4 separate regions of the Homo sapiens genome follow, and all the other regions are linked to region 2. A link is a contact called in ENCODE Hi-C or POLR2A ChIA-PET data. All regions are on one chromosome and are shown on one strand. The core of a region is the stretch at or near the end of the contact, and the rest is flanking DNA. Distances in the headings are between cores, read along the strand shown. Region 1 has its middle 21 kb from the start of AKAP19. Region 2 overlaps NAB1 (NGFI-A binding protein 1). Region 3 has its middle 110 kb from the start of MSTN. Region 4 overlaps LOC105373804 (a long non-coding RNA gene).

The links. A loop is a pair of places that touch in the nucleus more often than their neighbours do. ChIA-PET counts read pairs that join two places held with the same protein, here RNA polymerase II (POLR2A). Pooled maps may share reads with other maps.
Region 1: a map with no recorded cell type shows a loop between it and region 2 (5-fold over the local background). The contact joins two enhancer-like sites. A Hi-C loop is called at or near these places in 3 of 37 single-sample maps with no recorded cell type and 3 of 50 pooled maps.
Region 3: a pooled map shows a loop between it and region 2 (7-fold over the local background). The contact joins two enhancer-like sites. A Hi-C loop is called at or near these places in 5 of 37 single-sample maps with no recorded cell type and 4 of 50 pooled maps.
Region 4: a loop to region 2 is called in a pooled map, with 6 times the contacts of the local background. The contact joins two enhancer-like sites. A Hi-C loop is called at or near these places in 2 of 37 single-sample maps with no recorded cell type and 5 of 50 pooled maps. POLR2A ChIA-PET finds 5 or more read pairs at or near these places in 1 of 52 experiments (GM12878).

What each region holds. Positions count from the first base shown.
Region 1 is chr2:190,158,313-190,161,213 of GRCh38, forward strand. It overlaps a transcript of AKAP19 not described here. Among named protein-coding and RNA genes, the nearest start is that of AKAP19, 21 kb to the right of the region's middle. Within about 2 kb of position 1,264, at least 7 of the 41 ENCODE cell types and tissues checked have a DNase peak (open chromatin) inside an H3K27ac peak, as active enhancers do.
Region 2 is chr2:190,677,201-190,680,097 of GRCh38, forward strand. The region is part of intron 6 of NAB1 (NGFI-A binding protein 1); the gene reads left to right. Among named protein-coding and RNA genes, the nearest start is that of NAB1, 30 kb to the left of the region's middle. RefSeq lists an enhancer at 1,538-1,587. Within about 2 kb of position 1,436, at least 4 of the 41 ENCODE cell types and tissues checked have a DNase peak (open chromatin) inside an H3K27ac peak, as active enhancers do.
Region 3 is chr2:189,951,324-189,954,327 of GRCh38, forward strand. It overlaps a transcript of AKAP19 not described here. Among named protein-coding and RNA genes, the nearest start is that of MSTN, 110 kb to the right of the region's middle. RefSeq lists an enhancer at 1,827-1,896. Within about 2 kb of position 1,473, at least 3 of the 41 ENCODE cell types and tissues checked have a DNase peak (open chromatin) inside an H3K27ac peak, as active enhancers do.
Region 4 is chr2:191,192,471-191,195,528 of GRCh38, forward strand. All of the region lies in intron 1 of LOC105373804 (a long non-coding RNA gene), which reads left to right. Among named protein-coding and RNA genes, the nearest start is that of STAT4, 43 kb to the left of the region's middle. Within about 2 kb of position 1,786, at least 4 of the 41 ENCODE cell types and tissues checked have a DNase peak (open chromatin) inside an H3K27ac peak, as active enhancers do.

The DNA.
Region 1 (2,901 bases), core at 14-2,513, 520 kb before region 2:
CCTGCTACAAAAGCAGGGTGTTTTTAGCAGAAGTAAAATTCAGTCTATATTTCAGTGTATGCAGACCTCTCAAGCAAGCAGTTTCATTTAAAAAATTGGTGACGTATTTCTCACATTAACAAATTTGAAGTAAATTTAACAGTGTGTTTCACCTATTGAATAGGAAATGGTAAGAATTTATATATAGATTCTATGTAAATATTTATATACTTTAAATGAATTTTGCCATAAACAAGCTGTACTTACATTACTTTTAATGATATTGATTAAATTGTAAATTCCTGAGGGGATTCATAGTATCACGTTATCATTTAAGAGATTTTTTTCTTTTTTGATTCTGTTCTCCCTGGCTATCATCATCTTGGCATTATGCAGACTTTGTGGTGCAGAGAAATAGTGGACCCAGGTCCCAAAGTTCTCCCTGAATGGCAGAGCATGCATAAGAGGCAGATCTAAAAGTGATGAGGCAGAACAGATATGATCACAGGGCAGAAGCCTCACAGAAGCAGGGGAAACATCCCTGTTTGGAGTTGGGAGTGGGCAGGAGAATTTCTGTTGCTATCCATTTGGAGAGAAGGCTGCAGGAGAAGGGCTATCCTCAGGGGAGGCCCAGGATTCCTGTAGGGCCTGGAGGTGAAGAGACTTCTAAGACAGGATGAGGATGCAGGAAGTTGATTAGCAAGGGATTAGGATTCCAAAGGCTGCAGTGGAAGGGGCTGTGATGCAGGATAATTGTGGGAGTCACCAAAGCTGAGAAAATGCAGAAGGGCGTAGGGAACTAGACAAGGTAGGAGGTCTGAGCTGGGATTAGGCACTTGCCTTTCTCCCTGTAAAGGAAAGTTATGATTAGTAGCGACTGGCCTCCACCCAACTAGGTACAAATTATATTGGTGCCATAACTGCCTAAGGGTCCCAGGCACTTGGACCTGCCTCCAGTATTTGTTATATGGGCATGGTGACAGTGGTGGAGCAGAAGGGCAAAGTCCCCCAGGAGGCTCACTTGAGTTCTGGGTTGATGAGTACTGTTGTGCTGAGCCTTTGTATTCTCACCGTCTATATAATCACTTACAATGATTATTTTGTGAATATAAAACATCTACTCTCTGGTTATGAGTTAAACTCTTCAGACTCAATTTCTGGGGATTTTTGGTTTTCTTCCCTGAATTCAGGACATGCCCTACTTCAACTTGGGATGCGGACTGCTAGAGTGTTGTGGTTCTGTCATACTTGGCTGTGAGTGAGACTCATTTCTTTGAGCTCCCTTTGTTTTGTGAAGCTCAGTGTTCCAAGTTCTCTCGTCCCTAAGGTCCTTGGCTGATGACTGCTTCGTAACCACATTCTTCTAGCCAACATGATGTAAACTAACAGAGCTTGCCAGTAGCTCTGTGATCTCTGAGAGATCACTTTAAGAAAAAAGGCTGAATTCATTGACTCACAAAACCAGTCTTTTGGCATACATGGAAGCCAATGAAGAAAGTATGTGAAAAGACAAGTTGCAACAATCCATTCTTAAGAGCCATTGTTGGCCCTTTCTAAATTTCTGTTCTTTTAACTTTTGAAACTGCTGTCTTTGTATCTGAAAACATTAAGCTATTATGAACTAGAATTTGCCAATGCCAAATTGAAAGCAATTTTATGAGTTTAAAATGTCATTGCCAATAAAACGTTACCAAATACTTTCTTTTAGTATTTCAGTGTAGAGTTGAAACATTTCTTTAGATACAGGCAGGGGAAGTTCATTTTTGAAGATATAAGTTATGAGCATTTTAAGAGGGACAATCACGACCTAGCTGAGGTTTTCATGGATCTAGTTTTGATGTGACTTTCAATCTTAGGTTATTTTGATCTTTTCTTTCTATTTCTTAAATTAAGTTGCTTTGCAAACAACTACATATTTAATGGTCTCAGAATAGGTAAATAACATGGTCATTTTATGGGCTGCTATTGGACATTGTTCTAATATCCCCAAACTCTACTCCTATCTAATTTTCCTACCTGTCTGGATGGCACTAGGCTTAGAATAAGATTTTTTTTTTAACCATGGTCATAGTAATATTCGTCCATGTTTCTCTTTCGTGATCCCTACTTCAAAATGCCAAACCCAAATATTAGTCTCTTGGCCTTTTGTTTATTGTTCTTATGAAAATTGCATAGCTTATCTGTGCTAAAAGGGTAGACTTTAAAATTTATTTTCTCCCATGAGGTTTATAAAACATGACTAAATGAAACTCATGTTTTAGCTTTTGGAATGGGAAACAAATTGGAATATTGGGATATAATTCTTTCCCATTTAATGAAAGTATGACTAGACTTTTGACCTACACTGATTCAGGAAAGTGATATTAAGGCAAAATGTTTTAAGTAATTAGCTCTCTTTCTCAATTTGCGATTTTTTTTTAAAAAAGAAGAAACTTTGAAAAATTAAAGACAGATACTAAATATTAACTATAAAAGGATTTCAGTATGAGGGATAATAAATGTTTGAAAGATTCCAAGACAGATAAAGTATAAGAATTGCATGGATAAGTAACTTTTAATTCATAATATAAGTGACATTTTCTTATTTACATTTACGTGAAAGTCTAGTCATACTTGCTTTAAATGAAATCTAATCGAGTACTTACAGATGAAGAACGCTAAGTGTAACTTTATATTTGGTCTTAGATGATTCATTAGAAAATCCTTGATTTATAGATAAGCAAATTGTCTCTAAGAGACTGGAATATTTTTTAAAGCTCCCCAAATTTTTAGGGCCAAAACCAGAGTTTCAACATAGTTCTCTGGATTATTAGACATCATTAAATTAAACTTTTTTTTCTAAAATATACATAGTGGAAAGAGGCTTCCATGAATTGCAGTAAGGTCTTTGTGCTGGTGCTTGAAGAGAGACCTCATGCTAGG
Region 2 (2,897 bases), core at 186-2,685:
TAAAAAAAAAATAGCAGTATACACATTGCATAGAAGTAATCAAGATAATCTGTTGTCCTTAAATAGTGTTCCTCCTTACAGGGTATGTTAAACATTAAAAAACAGATTTTGAACTTTAATTCCTAGAATATATGAGATGGACATGGAGAAAAAGATCGCCTGCTAGCTTAGGTGTGCCTTAAGGAACCTACCATTTGGAATGAAATCTCTAGGGAAACGTTTCTTCAGCTAGTTAGTAAGTGAGGTTGGAATCCTTCTGCTTAGACGGAATGAATAACATGTCCACTGGAACACAGCCCTCTGTGAGTCCACTTTCAGCTGAAATGAAAATAGATTTTGTTTATTCTTACTTATCTTTTGAATTAGATCTAATTAAATCTTCTCATTCTGGGGCAATTGTAAAAATCGCTACTTTGTATTGCTTTTATTTTGTGTCAGTCCCTACTAGACATTTGGAATTCATTATCACAAACATTCTTGTCTAACCTATGTGGAGGCTTTATGATTTCCATTTTACAGCCAAGGAGAGACCCAGACAGGCTCAGTATCTTCACCTGTGTTGCCAAACTGCTATCCAGTAGCAGAGCCGGGGCTTCCTATCTATGTCTGATTCCTGAATGTCAAAGCAGTACCACCTTCCTAGGTGCTAATGATTATTCACAAAGCATCTTACCTGTGAAAAAAACACTATTGGGGTTATACCTTTCCTCCTAGTACCGTGTGAAGGGCGAAATGTGTGCAGGACTGGTAGTCTTTGAAAAGGGTGGATGGTGGCAGTTATTATTTTCTAATCCAAGAAATGTTATGTAGTAAACAGTTACAAGTTTTGAGTAGAAAATTTAACAATGTAAATTACAAAATATTTAAATATAAGAAATTTTCATTTGATATGCTGATTGTTTATGAGTAAAAACCTTGTGTTGGGAAGATACACAGAGTAAATCAGAAAAATTAGTTTGATTTCCTTATGTCCTACCTATGAAAGAACATATTTAAGGTGGCTTGACAGCTCATTCAAGGGGATGAAAAATCAAGAGCCAAAGTCCCTGGCTCTCTTGTCTTCTCCTAAATTTTTTTAAATGTTAGTTAAAAGTGAATTCAATTGGTAACCTTTCTTTTTCATTAAGAACACATTCAGTTCCATGAACAAATTTGTTATTAACTCCAATGTTATAAGTAACATCTTAGAAGGGAGGAAGGATATATAAAGCTACAGTCTCAGACCTGGTGATGGCAGCTGACTAACTGGACTGAGTGCTATTTCTCATTTGAGTTTTCTTCATTCGCTGAAATTGCTGGAGACTGGGCAGAGATGGGAAATGACAGCATTCTTGACCCTGTGGGAGTCAGAGGTGCAAAGCATTCAGAGATAAGTGGATGAAAGAAATGAGGTTTGTTAATAGAGCCCAGGAAGTCAGAGAACTGGGGCTTGAAGAAGAAAGACCTAAAGGAAACATCTGCTAGCAGTTCCAGCAAGGTGGGGGTGGGAGAGCAAGGAAGGGGGAGGAAAGAGGTTCAGAATATCCACCTACGCTGCTACTAAGCTTGTTGAAAAGAAAGCTGGTCTAATTTGACGTAGACTCTTCCCCTCTGGATCAGAAAAAACAGAAGCATTACAATATGCTATTCATACAGAAAGTGTGATTAGAAAAAAGGAAAATGCACATGTGGGGTTGAGAACATCTGCTGTAACAAGTCATCTAGAGACAGCTAAGCAGTGGCTTTAAAGCAGCTTGCTAGTGTTCGGCAGAAAGGATGAGGAGGCATGGGGATGGAGACCAATGGGATGAGAGTAATTAGGTCATGCACCAGCCTCCGTCCCATAGCTTTTATTTTCTCAGTGATCAGACCCAGAGTCTCGTCAGCAAGGAAACACTGTGATTAATGGCATCAGCCAAAAATATGACATGGAGATAGATTGCTCATAGTATGGTGCAGCTAGCTGGTGCCTGGGAAACAAGCTTACGAGACATAACGAAATTGTGCACCACACATAATGTGAAAGAGACCAGTTTCTTGGGAATGTTCTTACTTTTATTTCTAAGTCATATATTTTGGGGACCTTAAATCTACTTTATGTGACATGCAGTGATAGCTACTCGATTTTGTAGTTTTTCCATCCACAGTGAACTGTCAAGACTGTAGGAGTAAATAATGACTAATGTGCTCAGTTGCAGAGAGATCACTGATTACTTTGGATAATTGTTATTTATTACTTATTTTAGGCTTTTATTTATCTTTATTAATGGTGGAATAGTGTCCATTTTCTAGCAACTTTCACATGTAGAGTTTGAGGTTCCCCCATCCAGCTTTTTCAGTATTCTCATGGTTGAATAATCCTGACTTTAGTGCCACCAGGTATTTGTATGGCAATGTGTACTTTTCCAAGGTTCACTTATTTGCGTTACTTTATTTAATCCCCACAAACTTCCAGTGGGCAGATACACAGGTGGTGTAATCCTAATTTAAAAATTTGGATCACTGGAAATAATGAGGTTTACTTTTTTGCCTGAGATCACACAGCTGGTTCCTAATGTGAAATGCCTAGATCATACCTTTCTCCTGCAAGTTCTTCCAGAAACAGTATTGAGGCATTGGGGCTCATGGGGATTCTGATTGGTGCACTCCACTCAGATTCTGCTGATGAACTGATAACCCTCTAATCTGGGTCTCCAGCCTTGATTTTACCCCAAGCTCCAAACTCACTGCCCCTGCTTACCTGGCTTATCTACACACGGAGGTCTCACTAGCAAATGAGCTCAACCGAATTCATCAGTGTTCTGGCCCCTCCCAGACCTCGTGATCTTGAGTTCCTTATTCTAGAGAATGTCATAACCAAACTCTCAGTTGCCTTATTTCTGCGGCACCTGCCACTGTCCAGGGCTGGGCCTTCACCA
Region 3 (3,004 bases), core at 223-2,722, 730 kb before region 2:
CCCAAGTAGCTGGGATTACAGGCATGTGCCAGCGCACCCGGCTAATTTTTGTATTTTTGGTAGAGACGGGGTTTCACCATGTTGGCCAGGGCTGGTCTCGAACTCCTGACACCAAGTAATCCGCCCACCTTGGCCTTCCAAAGTGCTGGGATTATAGATGTAAGCCACTGCGCCCAGCTGAATCTTCCTCTTCAGTATCTTTGTGGCACTGTTTTCTTCCCTTTCATCAGTTGGTAAATGCTTTAAGTACTTTGAAAGCCAAATCTAAAGCTTTCAAATAAGGAAGTAGAGGTATGGGTCAACACAATAGCCATTACCTATTTTCATTGTCCTAAAAATATTTCTTCACTCTTCCAATACCTAAAAGTCTAAAGTTAGAGAATCATTTAGCTCATCTTCGTTTTAGAATAGCATTTGCTGAAGGCAAGTATAGGAGATCAGAATATGCCACCCCAAAATATGTCACTCTGGCATAAGAATTATTTTGAGCTGAAGGCACTCGAGAAATAGCAAATGCAGGAAGAACTCTGTGACCTCTCAAATGTTCTTATCTAAAAGCAGGTTATAAAATTTCCCATGAGAAAAGTGTTCTTCCTGAACCAGGAATAGAAGAACATTCTTAACACTGGAGACTGGGAGTTACTGCCAAAAGAGAACTAAACAAACAAACTACACAAACTGAAAACAATCCTTATCTTCCACTGGTTTCCCCCATATATTTCCTGGTCACTGCCTCACAATGTACTGCCCCTAGCCTAATACCCTTTGTCTTGTATCCTCACAATTTATCATTCTTTGTTTTAAAAGGTATACACACTTTTGAGCCTAACTGCTTTTTCAGACATTCATTTTCCTTATGAGGGCTCCCATGCATGTAAAAATATTAAATAAAACTTGTATGCTTTTTCCCTGTTACTCTGTCTTATGTTAGTTTAATTCTCAGGCCCAGCCACAGAACCTAAGAGGGTAGAAGAAAGTTTTTCCTCCCCTATACAAGAAAGGGGCTTATTTCGTCTCCTGCCTTAAGCTGGTCAATGGTACTTCACACAGCTTGAGCTTCCAGTCTTCCAAACCAGACCTTTTTGGAACTGAAACAAAATCATATCATTTTTTTTTTCTCCTTGAATGAGTACCTAGATCTTAGAAATAGAAGTCATATTATGAAGATCTTATTTTGGAATTCTAAGCAAGAATTTAGCTCTTTTATTTTAGGTTTTATCTGTTCTCCTATATGAGAACAATATTTATAAATTAGGAGAAATGGTAAAAGAAAGTTAACAATGGGGAGTAAAAAGATCAACGTTTCAATATCTAAAAATATTCTGTTACAGTTGCTTTTATGATCATTTTGAAACAGGATACTTCTACTGCACTTACTGTGTGCAACTGTAGGAGAATTACATGTGACGTATCCTTTTAAGAACTTCTACTTATTTTTTGATCACATCTTCGATAACTTTGAATGTATAGTCTGAGGGTGTTTCCTTTTTATTTTGGCTATTTAATGAATTGGTTCTTATATAACTATAATGATCATGAATCTTCTTTGTAAATAAGTTACTTTCAGTTACACTCATTTAGGACTTGAAAATTGCAGACTGTAGTGATGGAAAGGGGGAAGTGAGAACTAGAGTTAAACAAAACAGAACAAGATTATGGTAATATCAACAGAAATTAAAAATAGGAGGTCAGGTGGCTTTTGTTATCTATGCCAGTTGTAGGGATTGTGTCTTTTCTTGCTGGTTTAGTAATTTTGGTGCCTATTGTTAAATGTGATAACATCCCTGGCCAGATTTTTGTTCAGGGCCCACTTACAAGTCTGCAATAGGGAAAGTGGGGACAGGCTGCATCTAAAAGGGCTTTACTCAAGGCCTTGTCCGTCGAGTTCACTAATATAATCCGAATATGTAGTAGAGTGGTTGGCATATAGGTGCTCAAATAATGATAATAATAAGATTAATAATAAAATCAGCTGACAGTTATATGATTCTTAGTACATATTGAGCACTGTTATAAGACTTTTAGATATAGGCCGGGCATGGTGGCTCACACCTGTAATCCCAGCACTTTGGGAGGCCAAGATGGGCAGATCACCTAGGTCAGGAGTTTGAGACCAGCCTGGCCAACATGGTGAAACCCTGTCTCTGCTGAAAATACAAAATTAGCCAGGCATGGTGGTGCATGCCTGTAATCCCAGCTACTCAGGAGGCTGAGGCAGGAGAATCTCTTGAACCTTGGAGGCGGAAGTTGCAGTGAGCCCAGATTGCACCATTGCACTCCAGCCTGGGTGACAAGAGTGAAACTCCATCTCAAAAAAAAAAAAAAAAAAAAAAAAACAAAGACTTTTAGATATATTGATTCATTCATTTCTCCCAACAATCTATGAGGTGATATTGTTAGTACAGTATCAATATCACCTCATTTTTACAGATGAGGAAATTGATGCACGTAAGTTAAGTGATTTTCCCAAGTTCTAATGGCTAACAGCTGGTAGAACCAAGATACAAACTTAAGCTGTCTGGCATTGGAGTCCACCTCTTAACCACTAAGCTGCATCTTTTGTTTGTTTATTGTTTATGATATTGATTGAATGAATGAATGAAGCCTGCAAGGGTATTGCCAACATGAAAACATTGTCAGAGAGAAAAGAAGTCAAGCTGATAGTTGAAAGAGATGAGGATGTATGTTGAGCCAGACAGGTCAAGTGAAGATGTAGTAGTAAAATGAACATCAAGGTTGGGGAATCCCTGTCAGTGGGAAGGCAAGAGAAGGAGAAAGAGAAGGAAAGAGATACAATCCAGATCAGGTATTTCTCAAAGAAACATTCCGCAAGTCTTTTTTCTTACCCTGTTGGTATAAACAAGTGGCACACCTACTTTATCAGATTATAAGAAAACAGCTATTTTCTCATAAGAAAATTGTTTAATGCATCCACATCCTTACACAATAGATTCTAAGTGGCATTATGATAAATTTGCATATGTACACACACTGTTTACTTAAA
Region 4 (3,058 bases), core at 536-3,035, 520 kb after region 2:
AGAGTGCTTGGAACATTATAACAGCATTAAAGTGTTCGTATTATTATTAAACACTTAGCAAATATTTTCTTAGCTTTCTTCCTTCCAGAATTTAAAAAAAATATATTTACATCGTTGAAACTTCATTTTCATTACTGAATAATTACATAATGATTCAAAAATCATTTTTATTACTGAAGCCACTTAAGTCCAGTTTTTTTTTACCTCTGATTCAAATGCATAGCTGGGCTTCAGCATCACAGAAGCAATCATAAAAAAAGGATCACTCTTTGCCTCCTTTCTCTAAACCCCTCGTGTTCTGACAATTGACATTTCCACCCTGTGTGGAACAGACCCATGTTTGCTTTCACTTAGCCTCTTCTAATGTCTTTTAACCATCTTTTTTTTTTTTTTTTTTTTTTTTTTTTTTTTTTTTGAGACGGAGTCTCACTCTGTCACCCAGGCTGGAGTGCAGTGGCGCGATCTTGGCTCACTGTAAGTTCTGCCTCCTGGGTTCAAGCCATTCTCCTGCCTCAGCCTCCCAAATAGCTGGGACTATAGGCACCCAGCACTATGCCTGTCTAATTTTTTGTATTTTTAGTAGAGACTGGGTTTCACTGAGTTAGCCAGGATGGTCTCTATCTTCTGACCTCACGATCCACCTGCCTCGGCCTCCCAAAGTGCTGGGATTACAGGCGTGAACCATCTTAATAACTGCCATGTCAATATCTTCTTTTAAAATTGTTGAAAAGCTACTGCTATAGTAGCAGTGGCAATGCATTCTGAGGGAGCTGCCACATAGCCCATTCCTGATTGCACCTGTGGTCTGCACCCCTCGTCTGTGATGATATCGAACCAAGAAAAGGAAAACTTACTACCCAAGAACTTGCTCTGTGTTTAGTACTATCCTAGTTGTTTTCACTAGTTCTTGAAGAATATTTCTATTAATAGCATGCATACAATTTAAGTGATTTTTAAAGAGTTTTGTGTCAGTCAGAATAACCTAAGTTATATACAAGTAACCAAAAAGCCCCCAATTTTTGTTGGTATAGAGTAACAAAGGCTTGTCTTCCCCTTCAACCTACATATCCACTTGAAGTAAGCGGGGCTGGGGGATCAGGGTCTATATAAGGAGTCTGCAAATGTTTTCTTAAAAGGCCACTTAGTGAATAGGCTTTTAGGCTATATGGTCCCTGTTGTAACGACTCAGTTTTGCCATTGTCATTTCAAAGTATGCATAGACAAATGGGTACGGCTATGTTCCAATGAAGCTTTATTTACAAAAACAGGTGACCACAGGCTGTAGTTAGCTAACTCCCACTGCATATCATCCTCACTCCAGGACCCAGAGTGTGAACGCACCATCATTTGGAAAACTGTCGATCATGGTGGCAGAAGGGAAAAGGATCATGGAGAATCTCTCACTAGTTTTTAAATGTTTCACCTGGAAGTGACCCCTGTCACTTCCACTCACATTTTACTGACATGGAAAATCATATGACCACACCTAACTTCAGTAGATTGGGGAGGAAGCTGTCCTCCTTGAGCCTAGAAGAAGAGAACAAGAAACACCAGTAAGCAGCCTTAATGTCTATCGCATGTTGCATCATTCTTCTGTTCATCTCTTTCTGTGGCTTTTTGTTGAACTTTATGTTCCTAGTTAAGGAAATGAGTTGCAAAGTTGTGGTTTACTCAATGTTCTTACAGGTGTATTGCTCAGTTTCTGGATAAGCTGGGCCTCTTTACCTCCTTTTTCTGCTTTTCTTGTCCAGGCTGTAGGCTTGTTATTACTCTTCAACCAGAGCACTACAGAGTTAGAGGGAAAGTGAAGCATAATGCAAATTCATTCACCTCAAGTGTGGTCTCTGGGCCTTGCCTTACCACACAGGAAAGTCCCTTCAGTGGGCTTATTGTCAGACTTGTCTGAAGTTTTCATATTATTGACTATTAGCTAATTCACACAGTCTATTCAGGGTAACTCTTCTTAGGGGCCAATGTCTGGCCCGTGTTGGACAGCTATATATATATATTAGAACGGCGTGTGTGTGTGTGTGTGTGTGTGTGTGTGTGTGTGTGTGTGTATGTGTATGTGTGTGCGTAGGGATGAAGATTAGAGAACCTAATTTGGTCAACCTTTTCCATAGCTTCAATTGCATCTCATTACAGTTTTCTGCTATTTCCTCTTTACATTTTCTCTCCTTTTCTTCCCAAGGAACCCCAATGTTTTCAGAGAATAAAAGTTAGGTTGAAGAGAGTAAGAGATAAAGATAACTTTTTGGTTAAATTTCCTTTGCCTATTATATGCCTAATCATACCCTCCTCCAAATTCCTTTCTTGCTTTCTCTCTCCCTCCCTCCCTTCCTTCCTTCTTCCATTTATCTATCCATCCAATGTCCAAATGAGTGTCTATTGTTTGCCAGGCCCTGTGCTAGGCAAGTCATGGGTATATATAAATGCGGCTGACAGAGACTCAGTCCTTTGCTTTATGGAGCTAATAACTTTAGTGGGCAAAAATTATGATAATTGATAAGACACCTGAAGAATACTGGAAACTGGAGGATTCCAAGGGAGTAGGTGGTGATGGCATCTACCTTATGGAAGGTCTTAAAGCATTGGAGGGAAGGGTTCCTGTTGTTTTGCATGAATGAAGATAGTATGAAGGGATTTTATTCAAATGTTTTTGTTCTTCAATCTTTTGCTTCCATTGTTTATGCTCCTGCCATCTTTAGTCTTGTTCAGAGAATGGCAAACAGCCAGCAAGTTCTCAGTAGATTTCCCATTTGTCATAGGTTTCTCATGTATCCGGGTTTGGCTTAAAGATCAAATTGCCTTTAGGTTGACTTCTGATCCTTGCCAGAAAGAGCTGACCCTTTCTCCACTCATCTGTGCAAACCTTTACTCAGGTGAGACTTTCACACAATTTGAATAAAAGAACAAAAACTCTCCAGTAACTAAAAGGAGTAAGAAAGGCATAACTGTTTTATTTTGTTGGCTCCAAAGCTCAAGCCTATTATTTGAAATTTTTATGTTCTCTTATCATTTTGGTTTTATTTCATTTTAATTTTTTATGGAAAAAATG